Linked DNA regions of Homo sapiens: region 2 is linked to region 1. The links are chromatin loops, found by intact Hi-C in ENCODE. Cell type or tissue: heart left ventricle. All regions are shown on one strand. Links, peaks and the distances in the headings refer to the core of each region. The heading gives the core; the rest is flanking DNA.

The links. Hi-C counts contacts between places; a loop is a spot of excess contacts. Peaks named below come from ENCODE experiments on the same cell type or tissue, not always from the same donor. Only the 100,000 strongest peaks of a DNase experiment are listed, where the experiment ranks them.
Region 2: a loop joins it to region 1, with 1.9 times the contacts of the local background. A loop is called at or near these places in 3 of 110 quality-filtered maps.

What each region holds. Positions count from the first base shown.
Region 1 is chr5:158,726,343-158,731,460 of GRCh38, forward strand. EBF1 (EBF transcription factor 1) reads right to left here. Exons shown (of 16, transcript NM_024007.5): 11 at 4,727-4,815. Among named protein-coding and RNA genes, the nearest start is that of LINC02227, 320 kb to the left of the region's middle. In heart left ventricle, for the core only: no CTCF peak of the experiment used is centred there; a DNase peak (open chromatin) is centred at 1,889; H3K27ac peaks cover 1,264 bases.
Region 2 is chr5:158,878,082-158,883,199 of GRCh38, forward strand. All of the region lies in intron 6 of EBF1 (EBF transcription factor 1), which reads right to left. Among named protein-coding and RNA genes, the nearest start is that of EBF1, 220 kb to the right of the region's middle. RefSeq lists an enhancer at 3,341-3,520. In heart left ventricle, for the core only: a CTCF peak has its summit at 2,572 (motif pointing right); no DNase peak of the experiment used is centred there.

The DNA.
Region 1 (5,118 bases), core at 904-3,403:
TAGTTAGACACGGTGAGCTAAATTAGAAGGTCAGGCAGGGCTGGGAGGGCTGAAAAATCACACAACCAATGAGTGTAATTACTCTTTTTTAAGTCTATTAAGTGGTGGTGTTCTATCAAGGCTCAGGGGTATAGGACATGAAGAACAAGATAAAGTAATGTGTATTTATTACTCCCACTGGATCAATTTACCAGATATTTTCAGCTCCATAAAGCAAAATACACAAATGCAGCCTTTGTTACTTTTCCCAAACTGCTTTATTTTCTCTAAAAGAGGGGCTGGCTCTTGGAGAAAAGACATTGGCCCTGAGAAGGTCCCCAGGCCAAGCCTTCTCAGTAGGGAAATGAGAGAAAGCTGGTGAGAATCTACATAAGGATGGGGGCCAGGTGTCAGGTGTCTGCAGAGGAGACACCTCAAGGCAGGAGAAGTGGGAACTCAACATAGTGACGGCAGTGAGGCTACCGACCCTGAGGGCCTGAGTTTGAATGAATGGTAGTTTTCCCGCGTGCTAGCTGTGATGTCGTAGCAAGTCACTCAGATCTCTGGGGACTCTAACTTCTCATCTGTAAAATGGGGAACACCCACAGTGCAGGGATTAGTGGCCCCCATTTACTGGAGTCTTGCTAGATGCCAGGGATGCCTCTTGGCATAAATTATCTCATTAACACCTGACAACAATGCCGTGAGGCAGCTGCTTTACAGAGGAGAAACCTGAAGCATGGGAGGTTGAGTCATGTGTACCAAGTAGGGGATCATGTTTCCAAAACGCACATCCTTCTGACTTGAGAGCCCACTCTCTTGGCCTCTATGATCTTCGAAAACCTTAATAATGCAGTGCTGGGCTCACAGTAGGCATGAAGTAAACATTCCTTGCTTCCTAGGATTCACAGCTGACACGCCTGACGCCAGCTAAGCTCAGGGCTCACTCTCACTCACTGCCTTAGGGCTAAGGCTCACTGACCACTCACGAAGGCAACTAACAAACTGCAAGGGGGCGGAGACATTTCTGACCTTGAACACAGAGAGCGCTCCTTGCCCAATGTGTCTGGATTGCATCACTGCGGCCATCAGCATCTCAGAATTTCTGATCGACCATGTTCCCCATCCCCTCCACCTCTAAATTATAAGAAAAGTCAACCTTGACCTCAAAGTTGGTCACATGTTCCTCCCCTTCCTGCCAGGATCCAGAGAGAAAGGCGAAACTGTATGAAACAGAACAGAATGCTGTGATTTAAAAACCTTAGCCTGCCCTTTTCTCCCTGTGTATATGAAAAAGGAAACCAAAAAACATCTGGGGTTAGCATAATCACAGTATTTTAAATTTGTGTGTACAGCAACTATCACTGATGGTGACTTTCAGGGACAAAATAATTTACAGAGCAGGATTCCGCTTGCTCCCGTTTTCCTATTTGGTAAATGGTAAAGATGTCTGCTGCCCAGCCTCTCTCGCAGGAGGGACTCCAATAAAACAAAGCACGTCCAAGTTTTTTTGAAAAAGCACATGCCTGTATACAAAGGCATATTATTATGGAAAGCTGTCTGCTTGGTCTTTGGAGCAGTTTCATTTGACAGAATGTGTGGGTGGTTGTATGAATCTAGCTTTGTCTATTCACAAACACATGGGTTTAATAAAGAGGAGTTTGTTTTTTAAGGTGTGTGGTCCATAGCTCACTGAAACACTCCTGTTTGACAAACACTGACCATGATCCTAAGAAAGGCGCAGCCCATTTTTATCTCCCTAACAATGGACAGCAGGAGTATAAATCTCCCAAGTCCACAGGAATACCTTGTGCTGGCTCCATCCGCCACTTCCTGACCCTGCCCTTGAACTCTCGCTCCACTTTAACATTCAAAGCCAAGAGGACAGCCACTCGGCTCTGAGTCACACTGAGAGCTTCCTGGGGTGGGCTCCGGCCAGCCCTTGCACGATCAAGTGGCTAGATGCAAGCCGTGGAGTGTTTCCTTAACACACAAATCCATTGTGTCCTTGATTACTCTTTCCAAACCCAGGAAAAAAGGGTTGGGAATTTTACCATCAGGGACAAAGTGACACGTGCCTATGCTATTTGTTCAACATTTCTGAACATAACATGCAACCATAAAAGTGTTTTCAAAAGTAAGTACACAAAACTCAACCCTAGATTCCCATTTCTCTCCTTTCCTTTCTTATAAGAAAAAGAACTGTCTGGTTTCCGTAGACCTCAACCATTAAACCAGATTTGTCTTCTATTTTTCTTTGAGACAGGGTCTTCTGGCTCTGTCACCCAGGCTGGAGTGCAATGGTAGGTATGTCTCACTGCAGCCTTGACCACCTAGGCTTAAGCAGCCCTTCCACCTCAGCCTCCCAAGTAGCTTGGACTACGTGCACACACCACCATGCCTAGCTAACGTTTTTTTTAGTTTGTAGAGATAGGGTTTTGTGATGGTACCCAGGCTAGTATCCAATTCCTGGCCTTAAGCAATTCTCCCACCTCTGCTTCCCAAATTGCTGGGATTACCAGCATGAGCCACTGCTCGATAAGTATTTTTAAAGTGGCAACTATGGGCCAGATGCTATGCCAAGGGCACCCATGAGATGACCTCTTTATCCTTACATGATCCCCTATGAGTTAGCATGATTAATTATCCCCATTTTATCAATGAAGAAACTGAGGCACAGAGGAGAAATCACATGTTCAACTGCTCACCAGGATTAGGATTTCCTGCTCTGCAGAGATTGGGTGGAAGAGCTCTCAGAAGCAAGGGTCCCATTCTCACTCAACTGGCAAATCATCATAGCTACCTTTTGTTGGCTGCTAAATAAGTCATTGTAATAAAACTCGAAAAGGTACAACATAGCACCATCCACATTTAGTGGATGAGGACATTGAGGCACAGAGAGGTAAACAATTTTGACCTAGGTTGCATAGCTAGCAAGTGGCCAATGTCTGAATTCCACTTTGTCCAACCTGACTCTCCTCAATACCTCCAGTGGACTCTAGAGATCAAATGGTAAAGCAAGTGCTAAATATAAAGTGAATACAGTGCCCAAATGTTCCTCACTGGGAACAATGGGAAGAATCTGGCATTGTACCCCTGCCTTTGTTCTAGCACGAAGACAGCTAAGGCACCTACCATTAGTCAGACCCACATCATTTATATCATCGTGCTATAAAATTACCAGTTGTCCCATAGGAAATGCACGGGACCATGTTCTTGCTAGACAGAGGAACCTAATGGTAAATCTCTCCACAGACCATCTATACCATGGGTGGAGACTGCTGTTTATTATTATAGTTAGATTATTTAATCTACTAAATAATATTAAATAACCTGTAGATGATTTAATTGCTTACCAAGAATAAATTGGGGTGGAAAAGGAAAGGGAAGGACAGCACTTCAGTGGAAGTGAGGTTGTTCTTGGAAATTGAAGCTTGAAACTGAAGGCATCATCTCTGAAAACTGAAGGTGTTTTTCCCTCAAAGTCAAGATGCAGGACACAGGCCCTTGCTCATCACAGTCCTTCCTCTCCGGAGCAGTTAGCGCTCCTCCTCTCCATGCGCCTCACCTCTGTGTAGTGGCCTGAGGGGTGGATTTCTCCCAGACAGGGCCAGTTCTGACAGGTGGCCCTGCCTACAAGGGCAGCCAGCACACGGGTAGGATTTGATGACGAACTGATACTCCAAGGAGGTTCACCAAGCTAAGAAGGATGGCAACTTCATTTTTGCAAGTGTTTTACACGGATACATAAACCTAGAAATGGCATATCTCTAGACTTACTGTGGCAAGAAAGAGTCCTTGAAACTACTAATTCAATTTAATGTTAATAGTTTTCACTTGTGTAATAAATGAAGCTTTTTGCCGTCAGTAAACAGTGAATGCAAGCTCAACGAATTCTGTACTTTGAACTTCCTTCGCATTTAACTGCCCTCTCCTCTGAGTCCTCACAGAACGTTGGTTGCACTTTTCTTTAATGTGCTATTATTTTTATGATTAGTTGTGTTTGGGATTCTCTCCCACATAAAGCCCAAGTTCCTCAGGTACAGGGATGGGGATATCCCAAACATTCACAACAGGTATGCAATAGTCAATAAAGGTCAGTTTCCTTCTTTCTGCACTGGCAATTAATGATGTATTGGTGACATATATGACTCTGTCTTGAATTTTTGTTTAATTTCTCTCATATTTGTGCCTATTTTCCCAACCAGGTAGAATGCCTTAGGAGAAGAGAGGTTGTCTTTGCCCAATCTCAAGATCTACCAAAACATTTTGAGCTCTAACTATTCTCCTCTTGCCAGGACTAAGTACGGATCCTCGTAGACAGAAATTTGGTGCTGCTTTTTCTTTTGAGAATTGGTAAGATGTAGCGATTAAGTAGCCCAGACTCTAGGGCCATGCTGCATAGGTTCAAATCTTGGTTTAGCGATTTACATGCTATGTGACCTTGAGCAAATTATTATTTAATCTCTCCTTGCTTATTTTCTCTTCTAAAATAGGAATGGTAATAATACCAACATCAGAGCATTGTTGAGAGGATAAAATGGCATAACAGATATAAAAGTAAGCACAGTGTTGCCTGGCACATAAGTGCTTGCTACTTTTATTATTGCTTACCTTACAGCACCAAACACACAAAACACAAAAATATGAGTTGTTTACCTGTGAACTAATTTTTATCAGCAGCAGAGTTTTCTGCAAATCGCTCAAGTCCAAATTTTCAGGAATTACAAAAAGGCAGTATCCTCACCTTTGGCAAACGCTCAGGGTCACCAGGGTGCCGAGGAATGACCTTCTGTAACCTCTGGAAACCATAATCGATGGTGGGTTCGTTGAGCGCTGCAATAAAGAAGTCACACAATTAGTACATTTTCAAGAAATAAAGCTGAACATGGCTTGCAACACTAATGGTGTGGAAATAACCAGGAAGTCCAAAGTTTAACTGATACTTTTGAATTGGATCACAAGATGGTTGTGTGAATGATCTCTTGGCTAAACTTTCCACCATCTGCTTTATACCACGGTGGGGAGTGACCCGCCCAAAAGAACATTAGGAGTAGGTCTTGAACAGTGTTCCTTTGGCCAAATTCTACACTCCTTACATGATCATAAATAGAAAGTAAAATGGTATTTGATGTGAGG
Region 2 (5,118 bases), core at 1,517-4,016, 150 kb after region 1:
GAAGACAACCCAGAAAACACTAACTAATTGATTATGCAAATGCAGAATCCAAAAAGTATTTTCCCTAGTAATAAATCACCTATGACTTTGCAACGAACAGCAATGAGAATATTGACCTGCTTTGGAGTGAGGACAGATCTGTATATATAACTATCAGCAGGAAAAAAATGTATATGAGCATGAGAAAGTGGCATGGGAAGAGAGAGAGGAAAGAGAAAGCTTTACTGGTTAGATTGGAGGGACTTGTGACCACAGAGCCTCCCAAATCAAAGCTAGTGCCCATTTCTCTAAAAGTATCTCTTCAATTAAGGCACTGGTTTCTGGTGTTATGACTTCCACATAACAGTAACAAGAGGAAATATTTACTGAATCCTTATTGTGGGCCAGGTGCCCTGCTAAATGCTATGTCTCATTTAATCTCATTATCTCATTTAACCCCCACAACAACACTATGATGTGGGTATATACTAGTACTGCCTTCATTTTTCAACAAGGAAACTGACACTCAGACGAGTAATTTGAGCAATTTCCCCAAGATCACACATTTCTACTTCTAGCCAGCCTTTTTTTTTTTTTTCCTGAGACAGAGTCTTGCTCTGTCACCCAGGCTGGAGTGCAGTGGAATGATCTCAGCTCACTGCAACCTCCGCCTCCCGGGTTCAAGTGAGTCTCTTTCCTCAGCCTCCTGAGTAGCTGGGATTACAGGGATGTGCCACGGTGCTCAGCTAATTTTTTTATTTTTAGTAGAGATGGAGTTTCACCATGTTGGCCAGGGTGGTTTCAAACTCCCGACCTCAAGTGTTCCGCCTGCCTTAGCCTCCCAAAGTGCTTGCTGGGAGTACAGCTGTGAGCCACTATGCCTGGCCTAGCCAGCCTAAATTTGTTTACACAGTCCTAAAGCCCAATAAACAGAAAAAAAGAATAGATTCTCTTCATTCCAAATTTGCAACCAAAACTCCCAGGATTTTTTTTCTCCTTTGGTCTAGTCTACATCCCTATTATTCACTCTGCTGATTCCTGCCATCCACTCTGCCTTATTATCATCCTCTATGCCCCATCTGTTTTCTGAATGTTTTGTTTGTAAACGTCTGGCATAGGATGGTTGGTTCAGTACAGTATGTAACTGGGCACATATATGTGATCAATGATCACAATGGTGAACATAGAAACTGGAGGCATCTTATATGTCTTCAATGTGGCAACATATGATTCTACCATACACAGTGTTTGCAAGCACATACGCTCAAGGAAGAGAGTACATGCGTCAAGATGGGTTTGGCAAAGAGGCTGTCCTGAGAAAGAGGAAAGTTCAAGTGGAAACACTCTTGGGTGTTTCTACCTGAAAGATAATGAATGTGAGAAAAGAAAGGCACAGAGCAAATATTACAGAACCTCACAGGAAGAAGTTATATAGAAAAGAGCATTGTGTGGAAGGCAATGCTGAGAAGAATAAAATCATGTTGAAAAGTTGTAGGCATTGATAGACATTTGGGATGGTTCCAAGTCTTTGCTATTGTGAATAGTGCCGCAATAAACATATGTGTGCATGTCAGCACACCAACATGGCACATGTATACATATGTAAGAAATCTGCACATTGTGCACATGTACCCTAGAACTTAAAGTATAATAATAATAATAAAAAGAAAAGTTGTAGGCAATTTGAGTTTATTAGAGGAGAAAAGAAACGGACAGGAGGGCACCCCAGCCCTGGAGTAGCCCCGATTTTGAATCTGTGTAGTGAATATTAATCGCTCCTATGGTTGAAATACTTGAGAGCAGAGATTGGGCCACACGCCTTTCTGTGTCTGTCTCTCTCTCTCCCGAACCAGGCTTTCTGGAACATCAGGGCAGGAAGGGTGTTTAGAGATCGCCTGGTACAATCACCTCATTTTACACACACAGAGATGGAAGTGCAGATGGGTTAAAGGACTAGCCCCAAATCACACAACTAATTAATGGCAAGAAGCCCAGCCAGCACAAGAAAACAGGCTATTGACTTTTTGCCTTGTGCACTTCGCAAATCGCCCCACGGCCTCTTTTGGGAGGCTCTTGATAAACACTCACAAAGCGCTGTCAAACTCTGGGTGCTCTGAGAAAGGGAGGATGAGAAGATCCCACAAGTTTCCCACACTCAGCCCCCCGTCTCATGCAGATACTCCATCATGCTTCCTCCACCATCCGTGACTTGCTCACAAGGGTTATAAACTTGATAACCTGAGAAACCGCAGCTTTAGAAAAATGGATAAAGATACCATGAGAGAGCTCAACATTAATGACTTTTAAATAAGGGTCAGTTGGAAATGCGGAAGAAAGAAAATTTCGAAAAATTTATTCTCAATCTGGCCATAAAGATTATTAGGTAAGATGCACACTGTCTTATATACACGCTGGTACATTCCCACACTCCTCTGCCCAGCACGGCACTAAACATATGTACATATTTGTTCGATAGAATCCTTCAAAGTCCTCTCCCTTAGAGTCATTTGCAGATATTTCTCAAACATGATGCAGATCAAAATGCAATATACAAAGTCAGGTAATGTCCCCAGCATCAAATTAAAATAGCTAACCGGCCAACAGATGGCAGCTGAAGCAAATCGCTTGCCGATTTAAATAAGAACGGTGTTCGGTTCAGTTGTGCACATTTTTCTAGACAGAAGTTGACTGCTAAATGAAATCAACTTCAGAGCCCAGTTGTTTGTAGTGTGAAGGGGAAATTACAAAAAACAAAAATGCCTTCTTTGTTCCTGGAACCCGGGGTGATTCACAAGCACGGACATCCCCTGGTCTTCTGATTTTAAATCACTAAGGTGGAAATGTCATTCACCCAGGAGGTTATTGATTAAAATAAAGAGCAGGAATGTTTTCTGCATGAACCTCACTTCTGCTGGCAATGTTACATCACTTACAGACTGCAAAGAAGAAGAAGAGGGGAAAAAAAAACACAGTAAAGAGAGGAAGGTTCAGAACAGTCACAGACTGGGAATAAATAACACAAAGAAACTCTGGGGCCTGAGGACAGAAGCAGAGGTTGGCATTATTTTACATTAGAAACACTTCGTATTCAAAACGGTAATTGATAGCAGAGAAGTGTTGGGGGAAAGAGCCACTCGCGTTCAGGCAGGCTGCCCTGCCAATCAAACTCAACCTTTCTTTGAATGAATAAAAGCTTCATTGCCCTATTATGCTGATACAGTCAGACAGGACTAAAGTAGCCTGTTTGTCAAGTTTATGTGAACTGCCCCAAGCTACTTAGATTCTGACGCTTAAATAATCCCCTCAAAATCACCCGTGATTCTGGATACAGTTCTCTTTTTTAGCAACGCAGTGTAAATTTTACCCTGGACTTGCCTGCCCCTGGCTACAGATGGGCAAGAGGGGGCCATACCTCCTCCTCTGTGTTAGTACAAGGAGGGCATTTGGCTGTCTTTTGTTTACGATCTGCTGCGGTGCTGAAGTGCTCTGCACACAGGTCTGTATGTGCTGCGGGCTGTCTGAAGCCTGCAGACATTCACCAGATTCTATATTCCCAGCTCTATGGGAAGTCAGCATAGAGAAGTCTCCACATCACCTCTCTTGTCATCAGGGATATGGGCTAAATAGCACCAAACCTTGCTTGCAACCAAGTGATCAATGAAAACTGAAGAGCCTGGGGGATGTTTGCTTCCTTGGTCCCAATCCTTGTCTGCTTCCAGCAGCAAATCAGTGATTTGGGCTCAGGGAGGACTGGAAGGTTACACTGCACCCCAACCAGCAATGCAGGGATTCTCAGGAGTGACTTCAGGCCCTGGGGGCAGGAGGGGCTCAGAAGAGCTAAAAATGAATCTGTCCCCCACCTCCCTTCACAGGGCTATGTGTCTTTGACTTCCCTAGTTGCTTCTGCTTAAAAATACATGTGACGAAACTGCTTTGTATTTGCAAAGAAGGAGTTGTGGGTAACAATGAACATGCAATTGGGCTGGAAATAGATTTATCAGGCTTCAAGGATTATTGTTTGCTGAGAGATGGTACACACATTACTATTTCACAGTTCAGCTATGACATTATTAACCTACTGTGCAAGGATTTTATTGCCAGATTGGTCCATTTATCAAAAATAAGAGAAACTCAAAACCCCATAAGGAAGTTAACATTTCAAGCAGGCTTGGCTTTCACTTAACACCATTAATCTATCTATTTACACAAGAGCAAGAAATGTTCATTTAGTAACGTCTCTCCATTTGGTATAAAAGCAGCAAGTCGGTACTGGATGCAAGCATGCGAATGTCATGCTCATTGTCACAGGAAAAATGAGTGTTTTCTCCTTAAAATGAGTTGGCATCCCCAGAGCCTGCCACGTATTCTGGGCTGCAATATGCTAGATGCCAGGTACTCAACCAGCAAAGGGATAATCCAAGTCCTGGAACATTTACAGACCCAAGCTAGAAAGATAGGTGTTGGAGAAAGGTATACAGAAATTAGGAGACTTTCCTAATTATTTTGTGACAATACAAGATAAAAATATGCAAAGTTTCTCGAAGGAAAAATAACTGTGTCCAACCTTATCACAACAATGAGTCCTTAAAATAAAAAAGGATAGGAAAGTAATGGTCAACAACTCAGTAATTCCAAGATGCAAGTGATTTGGGACTGGAAAGATGGTAGTCTTTTAACATATCTTCTCCAATAGGAGGTTTCGATAGCACAGGGATATTCATGGAGCAATACATGTTGCTGTGTTACACACCATCGAGCACCTCGCACTGCAGGTGCACCCCAAGACGGTGCAGAGCCCCGCTGTTCATGTGTGAATCTGCATGACTGTGTTAGGAATTTATTTATCTGTGGGTAAAGACACAGGCCTTGAAAGAAAGAAAAAGGGGGTGAATCATTCCATTTCTATTTGTTAACCTCTCTTGTGTTTCTTCCTTCATTCCTCTTGTTTTACTATTTCTTTATGGAAGAGGAGACAATCCCCAAGCCCATAAAATGCCTGCAGCCATTTTGATCCTATCAGTCTTTTTTCTTCAAAATATGTATGTAATGTTAAAAAAAAAAGTGAAGGGAAGCTGTCACCAGAGAGAGGTACATTCATTTTTGAAATGTGTGTATCTGTGTCTGTGTGTATATACATGT